2 separate regions of the Homo sapiens genome follow, and region 2 is linked to region 1. A link is an interaction called in ENCODE POLR2A ChIA-PET data of the cell type or tissue named here. Cell type or tissue: A673. All regions are shown on one strand.

What was found. ChIA-PET counts read pairs that join two places held together with the same protein. Peaks named below come from ENCODE experiments on the same cell type or tissue, not always from the same donor. Only the 100,000 strongest peaks of a DNase experiment are listed, where the experiment ranks them.
Region 2: POLR2A ChIA-PET joins it to region 1 with 8 read pairs; 1 of 35 experiments calls an interaction of 5 or more read pairs at or near these places.

What each region holds. Positions count from the first base shown.
Region 1 is chr7:69,986,946-69,991,945 of GRCh38, forward strand. The region is part of intron 2 of AUTS2 (activator of transcription and developmental regulator AUTS2); the gene reads left to right. Among named protein-coding and RNA genes, the nearest start is that of AUTS2, 390 kb to the left of the region's middle. In A673, no CTCF peak of the experiment used is centred here; a DNase peak (open chromatin) is centred at 1,896.
Region 2 is chr7:70,616,434-70,621,433 of GRCh38, forward strand. The region is part of intron 5 of AUTS2 (activator of transcription and developmental regulator AUTS2); the gene reads left to right. Among named protein-coding and RNA genes, the nearest start is that of GALNT17, 510 kb to the right of the region's middle. In A673, no CTCF peak of the experiment used is centred here; a DNase peak (open chromatin) is centred at 2,908.

The DNA of each region.
Region 1 (5,000 bases):
GTAGGTTCGATATTTAGGATTAGGTGCATAATACCTGGAGTTAAGCTTTGCAGAGCTGGAATTTGGACTGTGTGTCTTGGCCAGACCCTGGAAGCACAAGGACAATGTTGAGATGAAAAGATTGAGAATTTAAAATCTGTAAGAATTTAAAGCCATTTTACATCACACCATAATTTCTCTTCGCTGGATTAAGACATTTCACAGCTATTTATAAAGGAGTGATTTGCTACTATAATTTAATTCACTTGACAATCGTAGGACATTGGATCCATAGTTATGTCAAGCTAGATTAGATGCAAAATTGGTAGGAAGACTTTTGTAGATTAAAGACATATGACAGTGAAATGCAGAATTTGAGCTTCTATTGAATCCTAGTTCGAGGGAAATGCTGTGAAGGTCATTTGGGGACAACTGGGGAAATCTGAAAGTTGGACTGCATTAGATAGTATTGAATAAATATTAAATAACCTCTTGAGTGTGTTAATGATATTGTAATTATGGAGGACAATATGTTCCCTTTCTTGTTCTTTTTGCTTTCTGATAGGGTCTTGCTATATTTCCCAGGCTTTTATAGAGCAGTGGTGTCATCATAGCTCACTGCATTCTTGAACTCCTGGGCTCAAGGGTCCTCCTGCCTCAGTGTCTCTGTAGCCGGGACTACAGGTGTGCGCCACTATGCCCTGTAAATTTTTTTAAAATATTTTAATAGAGACCAGGTCTTGTGATGTTGCCCATGCTGGTCTCAAATTTCTGTCCTCAAGTGATACCCCTGCCTTGGCTTCCCAAAGTGCTAGGATTACAGGGATGAGCCACCATGTCCGGACTTTAAAAACATTGTTTTCCAATACGTCATGACTATTTTGACTATTTGATTGGTTTTAAAATATCTAGTTCATTTTCATGTTGTTCCAGATGAATTCACTTTTATATTGTATCAGTTGATGCCATTTCAAACTTGAAAGGTAAAAGTAGTCACTGTTCTTCAAACCAAAATGACTACTAAGAGGTGTGCGTGTGTATGTCAGGGGAGGTGGAGGGAAATTGTGGATATGAATGAAAATAATGAGTGTAACTTTGATCACACAGATAATACATCTACAGCCTTTACTAAAGCTGCCTTTACAGTTTCTGGCTTCAGAGATGTGGTAAGTGCCTCTTGAAAGGTTGATATATTACTTTTAACAACATAAAAATGATATTTGCCTTTTTTAGAGTCTCTTTTTTGTTCACTCAGATTTAAATGTATCATCTAACAGTCTTCTCTTTGTGCCCATGTTCTTCCATGAGACACTTAGAATGTCTAAAAAGATGAGTTTGGTATTGTTCTAGCCTTCCCTTTGTTTTTAAGGGGGACTTTGAGTCTATCAAGAGTGTGTGTGTCAGCTAAGATTGTATAGCTGGCTGGTGCAGGAGCTGGAATTTAATGTTGTTTTTTTCTGGCCTCTCAGTACATCACATTGTCACTTAAGTGAGATGGCAAGCATTTCAGGTGCTCTTACATATATCTGCAAGCATGGATAACATTTAATGCCAGCTCTCATAATTATGCATCACTTGTTGAATTATTTATTGTACATACCCTACTATAAATTGTAAACTCCTCAAGGGCAGGATTTTTGTCTGTTTTATGCATTGCTTTTTTTTGTGGTATGTAGAACTCTGTCTGGAAGGTGATAGGCACTCAACAAATATTTATTGAATGAATGAGTGAATCAAAATAGAATGAACTAGGAATAGATTAATGGCTGCTCACTTTGCAGGATTTCAGGGAAATAATTGGTCAGCTTTAACAACACATCCCCCTCTAACTAGCTGATCTAAACTGAAAAATTAGACACTGGCTTCCTGTTTAATTTCCCGTACTCGTGGGAGTGATAATACATTAAGCTCACTTAGGTCAGTGATTTGACAACTTAGAGTGAATGATTTCAACAACCCCTTTCCTAGGAGCACTTTTTGTTGGGGGCAGGGAGGACGGGTGGAGTGCTACTAAGTTGAAGAAAAGTACAGATGGAAAGGGGCAGGAAAAAAGAAAGACAAGGAGATGCAAAGACAAACTTTGAGCGTATCATGATTTTGAGCAGGACAACTTTGCTGGTATGTGGGTTAAGAAATACTTTGGAATAAATGGCATGGTCTGATCTGTCAAACTTGTTCATGGTCCTGTGGTCCCAAGAATCTGTACCATGTAATTTGTAACTCCAGATAGTCAAGACTTGAATTTGGTAACTCTTGTAATTCTTGGTATTGTGTATGGATGCTCATGTACAGTTTCAGGAGAGTAAGCTGTTGTTCCCATCTTATGTGTGGCTTATTATATCATGAGTTATTACTGTTTGTCAGTTATTCCTGGGTAACGCTGTTAAGAAAATGCTGGCACTTCAAGGGGTTTGAGGAAATGTTGAGGATCAGATTTATTTAATATGTGCAAAATTCTAGATTAGGTAGAAAGTTGTTGAAATCATGGATCTAAAGTGAAAAATTGAGCTTTTTAGAGCACCTATTAGAGATCAGACAATTTCTAGTGTAGAGCCTGACACATAAGAGTTACGTAATAAATATTTGGTGTGTGGGATGAGAGGGAAGGAGAGAGGAGGAATGTTGTGAGCAGCTACTCATTGAAGTTGTGAATGCAGCCAAGCTGATGGTTCCATAGATTGTTTTTCTCTATGTTGAGGCTTTAAATGGTATCCTTAATTTACTGCTACCTTTCAGATGAATGCAACTGGACATCAAGTAGACTAGGGGAAGAAGAGTACATCTGTTTTCCCTAGAGAACAGGGACCCCCCGCCCCGGGCCATGGAACTGGTACCTGTCCATAGCCCATTGGGAACTGGGCCACAGAGCAGGAGGTGAGCAGCAGGCTAACAAACATTAAGGCCTGAGCTCCTGTCAGATCAGCGGCGGCATTAGACTCTCATAGGAGTGCTAACTCTATTGTGAACTGTGCGTTTGAGGGATCTAGGTTGCCTGCTTCCATGAGAATCTAATGCCTGATGATCTGAGGTGGAACAGGTGCATCCCAACACCATCGCCCTCCCATCCCCAGGTCTGTGGGAAAAATTGTGTTCCATGAAACCGGTGCCTGATGCCAAAATGGTTGGGGACCGCTGACATACAAGAAGAGTAATTCAAAAAACAGAAATAGCAATACAAAGTTGCAGTCTGAATTTGTGCATGCTATTTTACCTCTTGGTGCCTCAATTTCCTTATCTGTAAAATAGGGTTACTAATGTATATTTCATTGGGTTTTTTGGGTAGGAGTAAATGAGGTAATTGGTAAAAAGGAGTTTAGATACAGCATCTACTGAAATATCAGCCAGTAGAAGTATTTTGCGGTCAATTTGTTTTGTATGTGCCCAGAGGGAAGGGAAATATGCTTACCAATTTTGTTCATTGTTACCGTCTGTATAGAATTTTGACTATTTGATTGGTTTTAAAATATCTAGTTCATTTTCATGTTGTTCCAGATGAATTCGCTTTTATATTGTATCAGGTGAGGCCATTTCACACTTGAAAGGTAAAAGTAGTCACTGTTCTTCAAACCAAAATGACTACTAAGAGGTGTGCGTGTGTGTTTGTGTGTGTGTATGTCAGGGGAGGTGGAGGGAAAATGTGGATACAAATGAAAATATGAGTGTAACTTTGATCATACAGATAATATATCTACAGCCTTTACTAAAGCTGCCTTTACATAGTTTCTGGCTTCAGAGATGTAGTAAATATCCACTGGAATGTTAGCTCTTAAAGCTGGTGGTCATATTTATATAGGTTGGGTATCCCTTATCTGAAGTGCTTTTGACAGAAGTGTTTTGGGTTTGGGATAATTTTGGATTTTGGAATATCTGCATTATACTTATAAGTTGAGCATCCCAAATATGAAATGCTGCAGTGAGCATTTCTTTGGAGTGTCATGTTGGTGTTCAAAAACTGTTTGGATTTTGGAGCATTTTGGATTTTCGATTTTCAGATTTGTGTTCCTCAATCTCTGTGGTTTAAGGCTGAGAGAATAGATCTAATCAGCAGTCAGTAGAGCTCATTAGTAGAGGAGAGAGGAGAGTTTTCTTTTAAGAAGGCTATGGGGTCTTGTGAAGAGACGAGATAGCTTGTATTTAATTCACCTGACAGTCATTAGCTAGTAAAAATGAAAGAGAGTCTGGGAACTGGAACAGAGAGCTGGAAATTCAGCTCCTTCCAGGCAGATCTGCCTTGAAATTCCGGGGAAATCAGAACAGGAACCTCTTCATTTCTTCATTTCCCTTCACTGCGTAGTAGTTTATTTTGTGCTTTTGGTAAAATGATTCAAGGTCCAGGAGACATCCTGAGGTGATGCAGTGTAGGAAAGCATTTCAGAAAGGTAAGATGGAAGACAGATCTGGGCACAGCAATGTGAATTGGACATTTCGTTCATCCTTTGGGCTTCCTAGAATTAGCTGTGATCCATAGGACTGTCCTGTCCATCCTGGTGTTCTCTCAGAATCAGGAGCAGCTCACTGTGCGAAAACCCATCTGAGGAAAACAAGAATGAGCTGATGGTCACTGTATCCCAAATTGACACACTAGTTAGGTAGCCCTTGGGTGTGAACTTCCTTAAAATATTTAAGGAAAGAGACTGCTGTTAACATACTCAGGGAACAATTATATGTTGTTTACCACATGACAAGAGAAGAAATAAACGTTAGACATATTTCTGGGAGCTTAGATAAGTTGAAATATGGAGGAATTAAATGCTATATGGTATGATAATATAAATCATTTGAAAGTTGAAAGTTTTGTTAGAGCTAAGAAAGGCCTTGAAACCATCCGATCTCAATCCTGTACCTTAAAAATTGGGAAACTGAAGCTGAAAGATGGGCAGTGATTTCTCCCAAAGTTTTGTTGCAAAATACAGGGCTTGTCTTGATATCGGAATACTTTCTATTCTAAGACATTTTTTTTGTCTTTAAGATAACCAGATATGTATCTGAGGGTAGAACATACCTCCTCTGTACTATACCTT
Region 2 (5,000 bases), 630 kb after region 1:
CGGCTTTAACAGCTGACGGGGCTGATGCAGCTGCCCGGTGACACCATGTGCCCTGCTGTGTACTGCAGTTGCCATTTTGCATTTATAGTGGGATTATCTGATGCTCCAAGCTCCACAAGGGCAAGGTCTTAGTTTTTACATACTGTTGAGTCCCCAGTGCCTGACACTGTGCTCTGCACACCATATGTGGTCAATACATACTTGGCAAATGAAAAAGGGAATGAACGAGTGGTCAGGGTTAAAAATCAACGTATCTTTAAAGTAAGCCAATGTGCTTCCCAAACCCAAAGAAATTCTTCTCAAAATAGAGTGTCGAATAGTTTTTTTTTTTTTTTTTTGATTGGAGAAACTTGAGCATGTTTTTAGGCCAAGCAGTAGGAATTATTAGAGAGGGAATGATGGCACTATTGATGGAACACGGTCCCAGAGGAGATCTGAAGTGACAAGATTAAGAGCAGAGAAGAATTTTCATTAGCAGAAACAGGGCACTTCCTCCTTAGAGACCAGAGGTGAAGAGAGAAAAAAAGGATCCGGTAGTCATGGGCTATGTATCACTTAGGAGTGCTTTCAGCTGCAAGTAATAGCTTGACTAGCAGTGCCTGAAACAATTAAGGATTTATTTTTTTCATGTGATGGTAAGACAGCTACAGCTGGGTGACCACTGTGTTGCTTCAGTGGCTCAGTGGGGTAAGGGCCATTGTCTTCAAGACTTTCTTGGCCTTTCCCTCATGAGATGCACCTTCTAGCATCACATTTGCATTCAAGTAAAAGTCCGTGCTATCCTTGCAGACACTTACTTCGCATGCTGCCTGCTCTGCTGATTGAGGAAATGGTCAAGACTAAATGACCACTAGTCCCTCCTTCAGGTATGACAGTGGAGTCCAACGGTTAGTGGGATCTGACCTCCAGCGAGCTTATTTCTCCTATGATGAATATAAGAAGTTTGTGGCCGGGCTCAGTGGCTCATGCCTGTAATCCCAGCACTTTGGGAGGCCGAGGTGGGCGGATCATGAGGTCAGGAGATCAAGACCATCCTGGCTAACATGGTGAAACCCCGTTTCTACCAAAAATACAAAAAAATTAGCTGGGCGTGGTGGCGGGCGCCTGTAGTCCCAGCTACTCAGGAGGCTGAGGCAGGAGAATGGCATGAACCAGGGAGGCAGAGCTTGCAGTGAGCTGAGATCACACCACTGCACACCAACCTGGGCGACAGAGCGAGACACTGTCTCAGAGAAAAAAAAAAGAAGTTTGTGAGGGATTCCTAAGAAAGTGACCGAGGGAGAGGAGGAAGGGGAGAGTTGGAAAAGTTAAATGATTCACTTGTAAGCTACTAGAACTTTGTTAAGTTTGGGGACATCATGGTTTTGTGAAATCTACTTTCGCTGAAATTTATGTCCATTTCTTTGCCTCCTTCTCTCTGCACACCGCCTCTACTCAGAAATTTAACCATTTACACACAACAGAAAGAATTTTCCTCAAGATCGCTACTTTTGCCCAGTATTTCTGATTGTCTTTCTGCTTCACATCTCCAGAAAATGTATTCCCTTTAACAACTTAACTTGGAGAAGGAGGAAAGAAACCTAAGCAGATATGACTCCACCTAAGTTTTATGAGGAACCTTCGAAGGAAACTCTGAGAAAAATGAGTCTGTATCTTTTTCTCCCTCTTAGACCAGGCTTTTGACATCTACCAGTGTGCACACTTACCAATTAACAGTTACGTTCTTATTGGTTGAGAGAACAAGGCATTAACACGTCTGGTGACTGCTGCGCTGGTCCCGTGAGACCTGTAGAGAGGCCAAGTGGTTGCCGTGGGCTTTTGCTACCTCTTTGGGCAGTCACTTTGCCTGTATGAGACGAGGAGGCCGGACCCTCTCAGCTCCTGACATCCTCTCTAACCTCCTGTGATCTGGTCACCCTGTGGGAAAGCCAAGGCAGCCCTGGCCCCTCTCCAGCAGTCTCTCCCTGGAGGGCTCGGCCTGTTGGGTTTTACTTAGCTCGCAGTTTATGCCTTCATTCTCCTCTGACCCTCATTAACCAAGAGGAAAAACTAATTCTAGAAAGGACTCCATTTCCCCCCATATTGTATATTTCATATCCACAGAGCATGCTGTGCCCTATTGAGAATTAAACTGCGATCACTAACCTCATCTCATTTGTGCCAGGGGTCTTGTTCAAAAGCTGTTTCCCCAGCAAAGCAGTGCCGTGGGTTAGGACCCCCTCACCCCACACACACATGCTTGGTGGAGTGGTTCCCATCTCTTTTTAATGCCTTTGGCAGGGGACAGACAGAGAGAGAGAAAGAGAGAGAGAGAAGGAAACACAGGGAGAGAGAGAGCAAGAGAAAAAAAAGAGAAACACAAAAGAAGAACAAGAGGGAAAGAAAAGCTCTCGAACAGCAGCCCTGTGTTTTGTTAGAACATTGGCACTGCATTTATCAGGATTACTGGAGGGAGAGCAGGGTTTGATCCTCTTCTCCACTGGGAGAGGGAAAAGCTTTATTGTACCTTTTTTAACATCTCACAGTTAGATCAGAACAATACACTGTGTATGTACATACACACCATACGTATGTGCCTAAGGATGATATTCTACTTGGGACACACCCTGTTTTCAAAGCATGGCTGAATTTTTTATAAAGGCCAGATACAGAAAGCCACCAGGCTCTCCCTGGGTCTCCCTTTCCAGCAGACCTTCCCCCCCTCCCCATCCCCTTGCCGGACTTGGATCAGCAGGATTCACTCCTGTCAAACAAATTAGAGCATCTATGAAATGGGGCTATCGACATGTGTGACTTGATCTGTTTTAATAGGGGCCCGGTGGGAGTTTCCTCCCTGCCCCACTGAGCTTTGTATCCTTCACGGAAAGGCAGACGGGGCGCGGGAGGATGCTGTGGACTTTAACCCTTTGCTGCCAGCAGGTTGCCTGCCTCCTGCGTGCAGCCGCTTCCTTTTTGTGCCTGGCCATTGTCTGGGGAGTGCGTGCGGCCTGCCATGCTCTTCATGCTTGTTATCTCACAGGAGACAAGCTCACCCCAGGAGAGGAAGAGAGAGCTGCGTTCTGAAGCAGATCTTTTGATTTCCTTTCTTCCCTCTCCTCTCTCAAATAATTAGAAGTGCTGGTCAAGGTATTAAAAAAAAAAAACAGCCAAAGGGGAGAAAATATATTGTATATTTTATAACCCTGGCATTTTGTTTTTCAAGAGGTGTTGTCGGGCTGCCATTTGACCCTTATGTAATAATTAGCATTTGAGCTGTGGCAGCTAGCAAGTAGGTAAGGGAGAATTGCCTGTTTGGAGGAAGGATCCGACCCCTTTTAAGTAGAAGAGAAGAGGGAATTTGCCTCTGTCAGCATTTCAGATGCACCCCCATGCTATCACTGTCTCCCTGGCCCTCTGTTCCTGACTCAGTTGCTAATGACACAATCTCCCAGCGCCTGCCTCCGCCCATGGCTCACCCCCACACCCATTCACTGTTCAGGTACTTGAGTCCCAGCCACAGAGCTGGAAGGCTGGACAGCAGCTAAGACAAGAGGCAGAGGCCTTGTGCACAGTCCTGTTGCCGAGAAGCGCTTAGCACCCTGCCACCCTCCCTGTACCGCTCTGTAGGGGTGCAGATTCCCACCGAGCCCATGGCCTTACCTGCACCTCTCCCTTAACCTGGGAGTGCTGCGGGCAGAAGTCAGGACCCGCTTTCTTTTCTTGCTCTTCTTTACTCCTTAGCACATAGCACTGGTACACCTCAATTTATAGAACAGACACCTTCCTGAAAAACTGCATGTAAATGCAATTTTTGACAGGTGGAATTTTGTAGCTCATAGATTTACATTGTTTAGAGTCAGTCGAAATGAAGCTGAAAACACAATCATATTCCCTGTACTTACTGGTGTAGGAACCTGAGCACACAGCTCCTTTCGTAAAGTGAGAAATTCTCCAGCGGAGCGTGTAGCCGTACCCTGGTTTACCTGTTCAAGGAGTCCTATGCTGAAGACCACATCTTATGGGCATCGGTGTGCAGTAGGCGCTCAGTCACACCACGCTCATCACTGAGATGTGGAAGGAAAGGGGTTGGTCGGGCCCTTTGCTCTCCTGTGCTGGTGGCCAAGCCCAGGGCTTGGGTTGTAAAACCACAGGCCTGACTGCTTCTCCTTGAATTGTCCTGAACCTTGACCCTTAGCGCCCTCAGGTCGTTGTGTTGTTTGGATTGGTGATTTCATTAGGATTTCTCACCCTTTTCATTTATTTCATTTAGGCCCGAGGCAGAACTTCTGGGAGCTAGCTGATCATCTGTCTTTTAATTTTCCTTTAGGGAGAAGAACTCCACTGGGCTCCATTTCTCCCTCTCATTGCTTGCTGGCACTGGCTCCATGGCCTCTTTGTTGTGTTTTTGTTTTGTGTTTTGTTACCGTCCCCTCTGGCACCAGATCAAGGGGCAGGGAGGGAAACTGGGACGTTTTGGAGGAGGGTTGCCAAAGAGTTGTTGCAGGAAAGAGGCATGGTCAGAAGACCAGTTCAGCAGCTGAGCAGCGACAGGAGCACTTCCAGTTCCTCCAGGGCCTGAGCTCAGAGCGGGGAGGACCATGAGGGGCCGCGGTATGGCGGCGGTGGGGTAGGGAAAGAGCCAGGAGAATGAAGGAAGAGCAGCAGCTTATTTAATTTGGAAAAACAAGGGAAAAGCTCCAGTCCACATACATCTCTTCTTTCTTCCCCTTCCCTGATGCTCATGAATAGCACGTGGAAGGGTTGAGTGTTTCTGCCCCACAGTGTGGCTTCTGCCGGGAGTGGGGGCACACATTCCAGGCTTCTGTGCTGCCTGGGTAGCTCCTTCTCCTGGCCTTTCAGGTCCAGGATTACAGACTCAAACTGTATTCACTGTGGGGGCAGGGTGGGGGGTTCTCCCCTTTTTTTCTCCCATGTCCTAGTCATTTGGTCGCTGCAAAATGATTACAACATGCAGGAGATCTCTTGCCACCTGAACCATTTTTAAATCCTCTCCTGAGTAC